Regions from separate parts of the Homo sapiens genome. Here region 1 is linked to region 2. A link is a contact called in ENCODE Hi-C or POLR2A ChIA-PET data. All regions are on one chromosome and are shown on one strand. The core of a region is the stretch at or near the end of the contact, and the rest is flanking DNA. Distances in the headings are between cores, read along the strand shown.

Region 1 (4,429 bases), core at 439-2,938, 120 kb after region 2:
TGCCCAGGCTGAAGTGCAATGGTGCGATCTCGGCTCACTGCAACCTCCGCCTCCTGGGTTCAGGTGATTCCTCTGTTTCAGCCTCCCGAGTAGCTGGGATTACAGGTGCCCGCCACCACACCTGGCTAAATTTTTATATTTTTAGTAGAGATGGCGTTTCATCATGTTAGCTAGGCTGGTCTCGAACTCCTGACCTCGGGTGATCCACCCGCCTCGGCCTCCCAAAGTGCTGGGACTACAGGTATGTGCCACTGCGTGTGGCCATGATTTTTAAATATACAATTAAAATGGTTTATTTGTAATAACGGATAATAGCATGAATACATAACGTACATATTTCACAACCACAACATTCTGGTATTTAAAAACTTTTTTTTTGAGACGGAGTCTCGTACTGTCGCGCAGGCTGGAGTGCAGTGGCGGGATCTCGGCTCACTGCAACCTCCGTCTCCCGGGTTCAAGCTCTTCTTCTGTCTCAGCCTCCCGAGTAGCTGGGATTACAGGGGCGCACCACCATGCCTGGCTAATTTTTTGTATTTTTAGTAGAGGCGGGGTTTTGCCGTGTTGGTCAGGCTGGTCTCTAATTCCTGATCTCATGATCCGCCCGCCTCGGCCTCCCAAAGTGCTGGGGTTACAGGCGTGAGCCACCGCACCTGGCGTTAAAAACTTTTTATTGAAATGTAATGTATACGGGCCAGGCGCAGTGGTTCACGCCTGTAATCCCAGCACTTTGGGAGGCTGAGGCCGGTGGATCACCTGAGGTCAGGAGTTGGAGACCAGCCTCGCCAACATGGCGAAACCCTGTCTCTACTGAAAATACAAAAATTAGCCGGGCGTGGTGGCACACGTCTGTAATCCCAGCTACTCGGGAGGCTCAGGCAGGAGAATCGCTTGAACCCAGGAGGCAGAGATTGCAGTGAGCTGAGATCGGGCCACTGCACTCCAGCCTGGGCGACAGAGCGACACTCCGTCTCAAAAGTTAAATAAATAAATAAATGTAATGTAATGCATGCAGCTCGATTAACTTTTACAAAAGTAAAAATGACAAAAAAAAAAAAAAAGTAAGCACTATTCAGGTCAAAATGTAAAACTACCAGTATCTCGGAAGCCTCCCTCTGGCAAATGGTATATGTTTTTGAGTTAAATACGTGGATTCGAATGTTGACATTTGGACTTTCTTCTTGCCTCTGGTAAGTTATTTAACCTCTCTTGGTTTCAACTGAGCCATCTGCGAGGTGGGGATAATATTACCTCATAAGATTATTTAATTGTAGCAGGGCGTGGTGGCGCATGCCTGTAATCCTAGCTACTGGGGAGGCTGAGGCAGGAGAATCGCTTAACAGCCTGGGCGACAAGAGCGAAACTCCGTCTCAAAAAAAAAAAAAAGAAAAAAGAAAAAGATTATTGAATTGAAGGAGATCACATAATGTAAAACATCTATCATAATGCCTAAATATAGCTGGCCTGCAATAAATGGCAATTATTCTCAGGCAAATGTAATAGGTGGTCACCAATGCCCACTTCCTGCCTTTCTTTCGCTCGGTTTTGAAAGTTGCTCTCTTTCCTATTCCGTTTCTCCTTCCTTTTCGCTCCTCCTACTGCCGTAAATGGCCTACTAGAGTTGTCGTGAAATGCTCCTCCCCGCCCTCCATGTGGCGAAAATGCAATCACGCTTGACGGCGCGAGGTGGCTCAGCCGCAAGATGGCGGCGCTGGCGGAGGAGCAGACGGAGGTGGCGGTCAAGCTAGAGCCTGAGGGACCGCCAACGCTGCTACCTCCGCAGGCGGGGGACGGCGCAGGCGAGGGTAGCGGCGGCACTACCAACAACGGCCCCAACGGCGGCGGCGGGAACGTTGCGGCGTCGTCGTCCACTGGCGGGGATGGCGGGACCCCCAAGCCCACGGTGGCTGTCTCCGCCGCTGCCCCGGCGGGGGCGGCCCCGGTGCCCGCCGCTGCTCCGGACGCCGGCGCTCCGCATGACCGACAGACTCTACTGGCCGTGCTGCAGTTCCTACGGCAGAGCAAACTCCGCGAGGCCGAAGAGGCGCTGCGCCGTGAGGCCGGGCTGCTGGAGGAGGCAGTGGCGGGCTCCGGAGCCCCGGGAGAGGTGGACAGCGCCGGCGCTGAGGTGACCAGCGCGCTTCTCAGCCGGGTGACCGCCTCGGCCCCTGGCCCTGCGGCCCCCGACCCTCCGGGCACTGGCGCTTCGGGGGCCACGGTCGTCTCAGGTTCAGCCTCAGGTCCTGCGGCTCCGGGTAAAGGTGAGCCGTGGGGTCCCGGGTAGGTACGGCCGCCGCGAAGGGGAGCAAGCCGGTAAGGCAGGGGCTGGCAGGCCTGCACCTCTGCGGGCTTGTTTTGAATTTCCTGGGCCCGCCTCTAGGGCCACATGCCCGCCCCTTTCTCTAGTGCGCGGGCTGCGCAGTCAAACCCCCTTCCGAGCTGTCAGTTCCAGTGAGAAGCTGAGGAGAGCTGTTGAGCAGAGGGATGTATGGGGAAGGTGAGCGCGGAGAGGCGGGATCTTCACGCTCTTGGTCCCTTTCCTTTCATTTGGGCTTTTGAGCCTTGGGCAGGTCCGCATGACACTAACAGTGTTTGTACAGTTTCGTACTAGCGTACTTTAAGTACTGTAAGTACTTTATTTTCTCTTTATTTCTTTAGTTCCTCTTAAAAGATGTGTTGATAAATACTTTATAGATTTTTTTTTTTTTTGAGACGGAAACTTGCTCTGTTGCCCAGGTTGGAGTGCAGTGGCGCAATCTTGGCTCACTGCAACCTCCGCCTCCCGGGTTCAAGCAATTCTCCTGCCTCAGCCTCCCGCGTAGGTGGGACTACAGGCTCCTACTGCCACGGCCGGCTAATTTTTGTATTTTTAGTAGAGGCGGGCTTTCACCATGTTGGTCAGGCTGGTCTCGAAATCCTGACCTCAGATGATCCACCTGCCTCGGCCTCCTACAGTGCTGGGATTACAGGCGTGAGACACCGCGCCCGGCCGCCATACAATATACCCTTGTAACAGTCCTGCACATCATGTACCCCCTGAATCTCAGCTAAAAGTTGAATTTTTTTTCTTTTTCTTTTTTTCTTTTTTTGAGACGGAGTCTTGCTCTGTCGCCCAGGCTGGAGTACAGTGGCGTGATCTTAGCTCACTGCAACCTCTGCCTCCCAGATTTAAGCGATTCTCCTGCCTCAGCCTCCCGAATAGGTGGGACTACTGGCACGCGCCACCACGCCCGGCTAATTTTTAAAAATATATTTTTAGTAGAGATGGGGTTTCGCCATATTGGTCAGGCTGGTCTTGAATTCCTGACCTCGTGATGCACCCACCTCTGCGTCCCAAAGTGCTGGGATTACAGGCATGAGCCACCGCACCCGGCTGAAATTTTAAAAATATATATGGGCTGAGTACCACCAGTGTTAAGTCTTTGGAGGATGCAGGTTCCTGGGCATCACTTCAGACTTAGTGAATCAGGTCCTCTAGAGGTGGAATCTGGGAATCTTCACTTTTGAATAAGTGCTTCTAAGGAGTATTGACATATGGCAGCTTGAGAGCCATGTGTTTAGGCATGGGCATTGGACAGACCTTTTTGTCTTTGCTGCATTTACTTGTGTGATGCTGATTGTCATTATTTTTTTAGTTTTTAATTTTTTTTACCTTCGTATTGGCCGGGCGTCGTGGCTCATGCCTGTGAATCTCAGCACTTTGGGAGGCTGAGGCGGGTGGATCACCTGAGGTCAGGAGTTTGAGACCAGGCTGGCCGACATGGCGAAACCCCCTTTCTACTAGAAATACAAAAATTAGCCGGGCGTGGTGGCGCATGCCTGTAATCCCAGCTACTTGGGGGGCTGAGGCAGGAGAATCACTTGACCCCGGGAGGCTGAGGTTGCAGTGAGCCAAGATTGCGCCACTGCACTCCAACCTGGGTGATAGAACGAGACTCTGTCTCAAAAAAAAAATTTTTTTTTTACATTAATATTGTCAGGAGGCAGGTCATTCTCATGTTGAATTTTCTCTCTCTATTAAATGAGTGGTTATGAGGCTTTTTTTTTTTTTTTTTTTTGACTGAGTCTCGCTCTGTCGGCCAGGCTGGAGTGCAGTGGTGTGATCTTGGCTCACTGCAACCTCCGCCTCCCAGGTTCAAGCGATTCTCCTGCCTCAGCCTCCCGAGTAGGTGGGACCACAGGCACGTGCCACCATGCCTGGCTAATTTTTTTTGTATTTTTATTAGAGACGGGGTTTCACCGTGGTAGCCAGGATGGTCTCGATCTCCTGACCTTGTGATCCACCCGCCTTGGTCTCCCAAAGTGCTGGGATTACAGGCGTGAGCCACCGTGCCCGGCCACTTGAGGCACTTATAATATCTATATGTAAAATGTTTGGTATGGATAAGTTTATGCCTCTGTGTATGTACCTGAAACCTGAGCCCCTCCT
Region 2 (4,766 bases), core at 1,396-3,895:
CCTGAAATTATTTATTGAATGAGAATAATAATGGTGACTGCTTCAATTGATGATTGTGAGAATTAAAGAAATAATAAGTTCATAAGTGCTTTTAAAGGCAGCTAGTGATATATAACAGTAACTATTGTTATTAATAAATGCTATATAACCATTTATGTAGTTGTCATTTTTTAAACTGTGTTAACATACACATAACATAAAATTTGCCATCTTGCCAGGCGCGGTGGCTCTCGCCTGTAATCCCAGCACTTTGGGAGGATGAGGCAGGCAGATCACCGGAGGTTGGGAGTTCGAGACCAGCCTGAGCAACACGGAGAAATCCCGTCTCTACTAAAAATACAAAATTAGCCAGGCATGGTGGCGCATGCCTGTAATCCCAGCTACTCAGGAGGATGAGGCAGGAGAATTACTTGAACCCAGGAGGTGGAGGTTGCAGTGAGCCGAGATCATGCCATTGCACTCTAGCCCGGACAATAAGAGTGAAACTCTGTATCCAAAAAAAAAAAAATTGCCATCTTAGGCTGGGTGCAGTGGCTCATGCCTGTAATCCCAGCACTTTGGGAGGCTAAGGCAGGCAGATTGCTTGAGCTCAGGAGTTTGAGACCAGCCTGGGCAACATAGCAAAATCCCATCTCTCCAGAAAAATAGCTGGGTGTGGTGGCATGCCTGTGATCCCAGCTACTTTGGGGGGCTGAGGTGGGAGGATCGCTTGAGCCCAGGATTTTGAGGCTGCAGTAAGCCAAGATTCCACCACTGCACTCCAGCCTGGGGGACAGAGTGAGACCCTGCCTAAAAACCGACCGGGCGCAGTGGCTCACGCCTGTAATCCCAGCACTTTGGGAGGCCGAGGCGGGTGGATCATCTGAGCTCAGAAGTTGGAGACCAGCCTGGCCAACATGGTGAAACCCCCTCTCTACTAAAAAATACAAAACTTAGCCAGGCATGCTGGCAGGTGCCTTAATCCCAGCTACTTGGGAGGCAGAGGCAGGAGAATCGTTTGAATCCGGGAGGCAGAGGTTGCAGTAAACCAACATAAAGCCATTGCACTCAAAACTGGGGGACAAGAGTGAGACTTCTCTCAAAAAAAAAAAATTGCCATTTTGACCACTTTTAAATATACAGTTCAGCGATATTAAATGTATTCATATTGTTGTGCAACCATCACCACCATCCATCTCCAGAATTTTTTCATCTTATCAAACTGAAACTGCCATTGGTTCTTAATAGTTATTAATATAAGCTTTTATTATTATGCTAAATATTTGTATGCTCCTGTCTCCTTAACAAAAGGCAGTAAGTTGTAGTAGAGGGCACGAGGTAGAGATTTTGGCCCTTGGTTCAAATTCAGATTCCCGCACAGTCTAAATGAACTTGAATAATTCACTTAAATCCTCAACATCGGTTCCTCTAGGTAGATAATACCAACACATAGAGACCACACAGGGTTGTAGTTAGTATTCTATCAGATCACCGGGGTTAAAGTACTTTGAAAACTCCATGCAAAGTGCTCCACAAATATTAGATTGGTGGACACTTTCATGCTCCTAGATCAGCTCTTGGAACAAACTAGGAACTGAATGAACCCTGATGCTCCAAGTTGTTGGGCCATACTGCCTCCTGGTGGTAGTCATGAAACGTGCAGAGTCTTTGCTGCTTGGGGTGCTCCTGGGGTTGGTTGGGTAAGATCAGGAGCTGGCCGAGAATGTGAGGAAAACCCAAAGTACCCGGCCAGGGAGGGTATTTTTCCTTCCCCGCTGAAGACACTCCCCAGGCCAGTCCCTTGACGATGGAAGAGTCAGTCTCCTCTCTGTGCTCTCAACTTTCTCTTACTGCTTTTGCTTATGCTGTTCCACCTTCCAACTGGTGCCTCTTCCAAACCCTAAATCTTCAGACCTTCTCATATCCAACTCTTCCAGAAGGGATCCCTGAACCATGCCTCCCAGGGTATCCCGCACCATTTTTGTTTGTTTGTTTGAGACGGAGTCTTGCTCTGTCACCCAGGCTGAGTGCAATGGCATTATCTCCGCTCACTGCAGCCTCCACCTCGCGGCTTCAAGTGATTCTCTTGTCTCACCCTCCCGAGTAGCAAAGGTTACAGGCACGTGCCACCACGCCCAGCTAATTTTTGTATTCTTAGTAGAGACAGGGTTTCACCATGTTGGCCAGGCTGATCTCGAACTCCTGACCTCAGCTGATCCACCTGCCTTGGCCTCCCAAAGTGCTGGGATTACAGGCGTGAGCCACCACACCTGGCCATCCCTCACCATTTTTTTAAACCTACAGAATTCACAGCCTGTACTTGACTGCTATTATATAGTTCTCTCCAAACTATGTTTCGGGGTTTCTTTTTTGTTTGTTTTCTGTCTCTTGTTTGAGACAGGGCCTCACTCTGTCGCCCAGGCTGGAGTGCAGTGGCGCAATCATGGCTCACTGAAGTCTCAGCCTCCCCGGCTCAAGCAATTCTCCTGCCTCAGCCTCCCGAGTACCTGGGACCACAGGCATGTGCCATCACACAGGCAAATTTTTTACTTTGTAAAAACGGGTTCCTATTATGTTGCCTAGGCTGGTCTCAAACACCTGGGCTCAAGTGATCCTTCTGCATTGGTTTCCTGAAGTGCTGGGATTACAGGCATGAGCCACTGTGCCTGGCCAAACTGTGGTTCTTTGGTAGAATTTCCTGGTTTTAAAAAAAAAAAAAGTGGGCTCTAGTCTTGCCGGGGACTCGTGGGGTAACTTGTTCTTGGGAGCCAGCGGTATGGCGTCGGGCTGCAAGATTGGCCCGTCCATCCTCAACAGCGACCTGGCCAATTTAGGGGCCAAGTGCCTCCAGATGCTAGACTCTGGGGCCGATTATCTGCATCTGGATGTAATGGATGGGCATTTTGTTCCCAACATCACCTTTGGTCACCCTGTGGTAGAAAGCCTTCGAAAGCAGCTAGGCCAGGACCCTTTCTTTGACATGCACATGATGGTGTCCAAGCCAGAACAGTGGGTAAAGCCAATGGCTGTAGCAGAAGCCAATCAGTACACCTTTCATCTCGAGGCTACTGAGAACCCAGGGACTTTGATTAAAGACATTCGGGAGAATGGGATGAAGGTTGGCCTTGCCATCAAACCAGGAACCTCAGTTGAGTATTTGGCACCATGGGCTAATCAAATAGATATGGCCTTGGTTATGACAGTGGAACCGGGGTTTGGAGAGCAGAAATTCATGGAAGATATGATGCCAAAGGTTCACTGGTTGAGGACCCAGTTCCCATCTTTGGATATAGAGGGCGATGGTGGAGTAGGTTCTGACACTGTCCATAAGTGTGCAGAGGCAGGAGCTAACATGACTGTATCTGGCAGTGCTATTATGAGGAGTGAAGACCCCAGATCTGTGATCAACCTATTAAGAAATATTTGCTCAGAAGCTGCTCAGAAACGTTCTCTTGATCGATGAAACCATAAGGAGCCCAATGTTTCTGTTCATGAAATCTCCCTTTTACTGGAAAACAGGAATATTGACTACCAAATCATCATGAAATTGAAGCTGTACTGCTTTTTTGAGCAGTTATTCATTCCAGTGATTAAAACTGATTGTGCAGAATATTCTAAGAGGTCAGAAATTGGTGTGTATAACTACATTTTTAGTGATGCAATTTAATGATTAGTGAGTAAGATACTGTTTTTATTGAGAGACTTGATTTTTATAAAGAGTAAAAATACGGCTGCATTAAGGTTACAAACAGAAAAGTGTCTTAATGCCTAAGGAGGGCATATTAGCTACACTACAAAAACAAATTTTGTCTGTACTTCTGAAAAGAATTTTGTTGTTTCTCAGCTGTTTTCCAAAAGCAAAGGAAGTCTTTATGGCTTTTTTCTATTTCATGTTATTTGTGATTTGTTTATAAGTTTGGGTGGGATGGCATACCATATTCTTGGTTCTTAAAATCTATCACTTTTCACCTTACACTTAATGTGTAAAAACTATAAAAACAATGCGTGAAACCCAGGGGTTCTAAAATACAAGCATAGATTTTATCAGGGTGTTTTTGTCAAAGCAGGTTATTCAGTGATTCCTCCCCACCATTCTTAAGGACGTTAAATAATGCTGTTGTGTTAGCTCTGAGTAGAAAGGAAAAAGTAAAAACCTCTGTATGGAAGTAATATTGGGTTGAATTCTGACTGCCCTTTTCTAGCTGGACCTTTAACAAATCACCCAGTCTTTTTTGTGTTTCTCTGAAGTCATTTATACATTAAATGTAATTATAACAACTGTGGGGTTGTGTTGAGAATTAAGAGGTAACACTATATATGTAAAGTTTCTAGTACTAGTCCCAGAATTTAGAATATGCTCAATACAAAGTAGATAGCATTATATAAGTTTATATTTTTGTGAGTTATAAAGTACTTTGATATATTCTCATTAAATCTGTAAATCACCTCTATAAGTAAGTGGTAATAATAAAGCAGATATTTTTGTCCCCATTTAAAAAAAAAAAAAAGTGTTCCCTAACAGTTTCCAGAGCACGAGCTGAAGGGATTGACGGGCTCCTCAAAGGCTATACACTTTTCATGGCCTTGTCTCTTCCAGGTACAGTGCTGGCTACTTTTACATATATGTTGTCAACAAATCCTCAGGATAATTCTAAGGCAATTCTACTGCAAATGAGATACTATCTTAATTTACAGTTGACAAAAACTGAGTCTCAGGAAGGTTGCCTGACCTGCTCAAGGTCATATAGCTAGTAAGGGTGCAGTATAGGTTCGAACCCACCTGCCTG

Evidence for each region. Hi-C counts contacts between places; a loop is a spot of excess contacts on that map. ChIA-PET counts read pairs that join two places held with the same protein, here RNA polymerase II (POLR2A). Pooled maps may share reads with other maps.
Region 1: a loop to region 2 is called in a pooled map, with 2.4 times the contacts of the local background. The contact joins the promoter of TAF5 here to the promoter of RPEL1 in region 2. A Hi-C loop is called at or near these places in 2 of 50 pooled maps. POLR2A ChIA-PET finds 5 or more read pairs at or near these places in 6 of 52 experiments (AG04449, H1, OCI-LY7 and 3 more).

Annotation. Positions count from the first base shown.
Region 1 is chr10:103,366,288-103,370,716 of GRCh38, forward strand. It overlaps TAF5 (TATA-box binding protein associated factor 5), which reads left to right and starts at 1,689. Exons shown (of 11, transcript NM_006951.5): 1 at 1,689-2,261. The coding sequence starts at 1,703. RefSeq lists enhancers at 1,505-1,799, 1,552-1,791, 2,922-2,991 and a silencer at 1,922-2,461.
Region 2 is chr10:103,243,242-103,248,007 of GRCh38, forward strand. RPEL1 (ribulose-5-phosphate-3-epimerase like 1) reads left to right here and starts at 2,646. Exons shown (of 1, transcript NM_001143909.1): 1 at 2,646-4,766. The coding sequence starts at 2,756. The coding sequence ends at 3,442. RefSeq lists an enhancer at 1,515-1,564.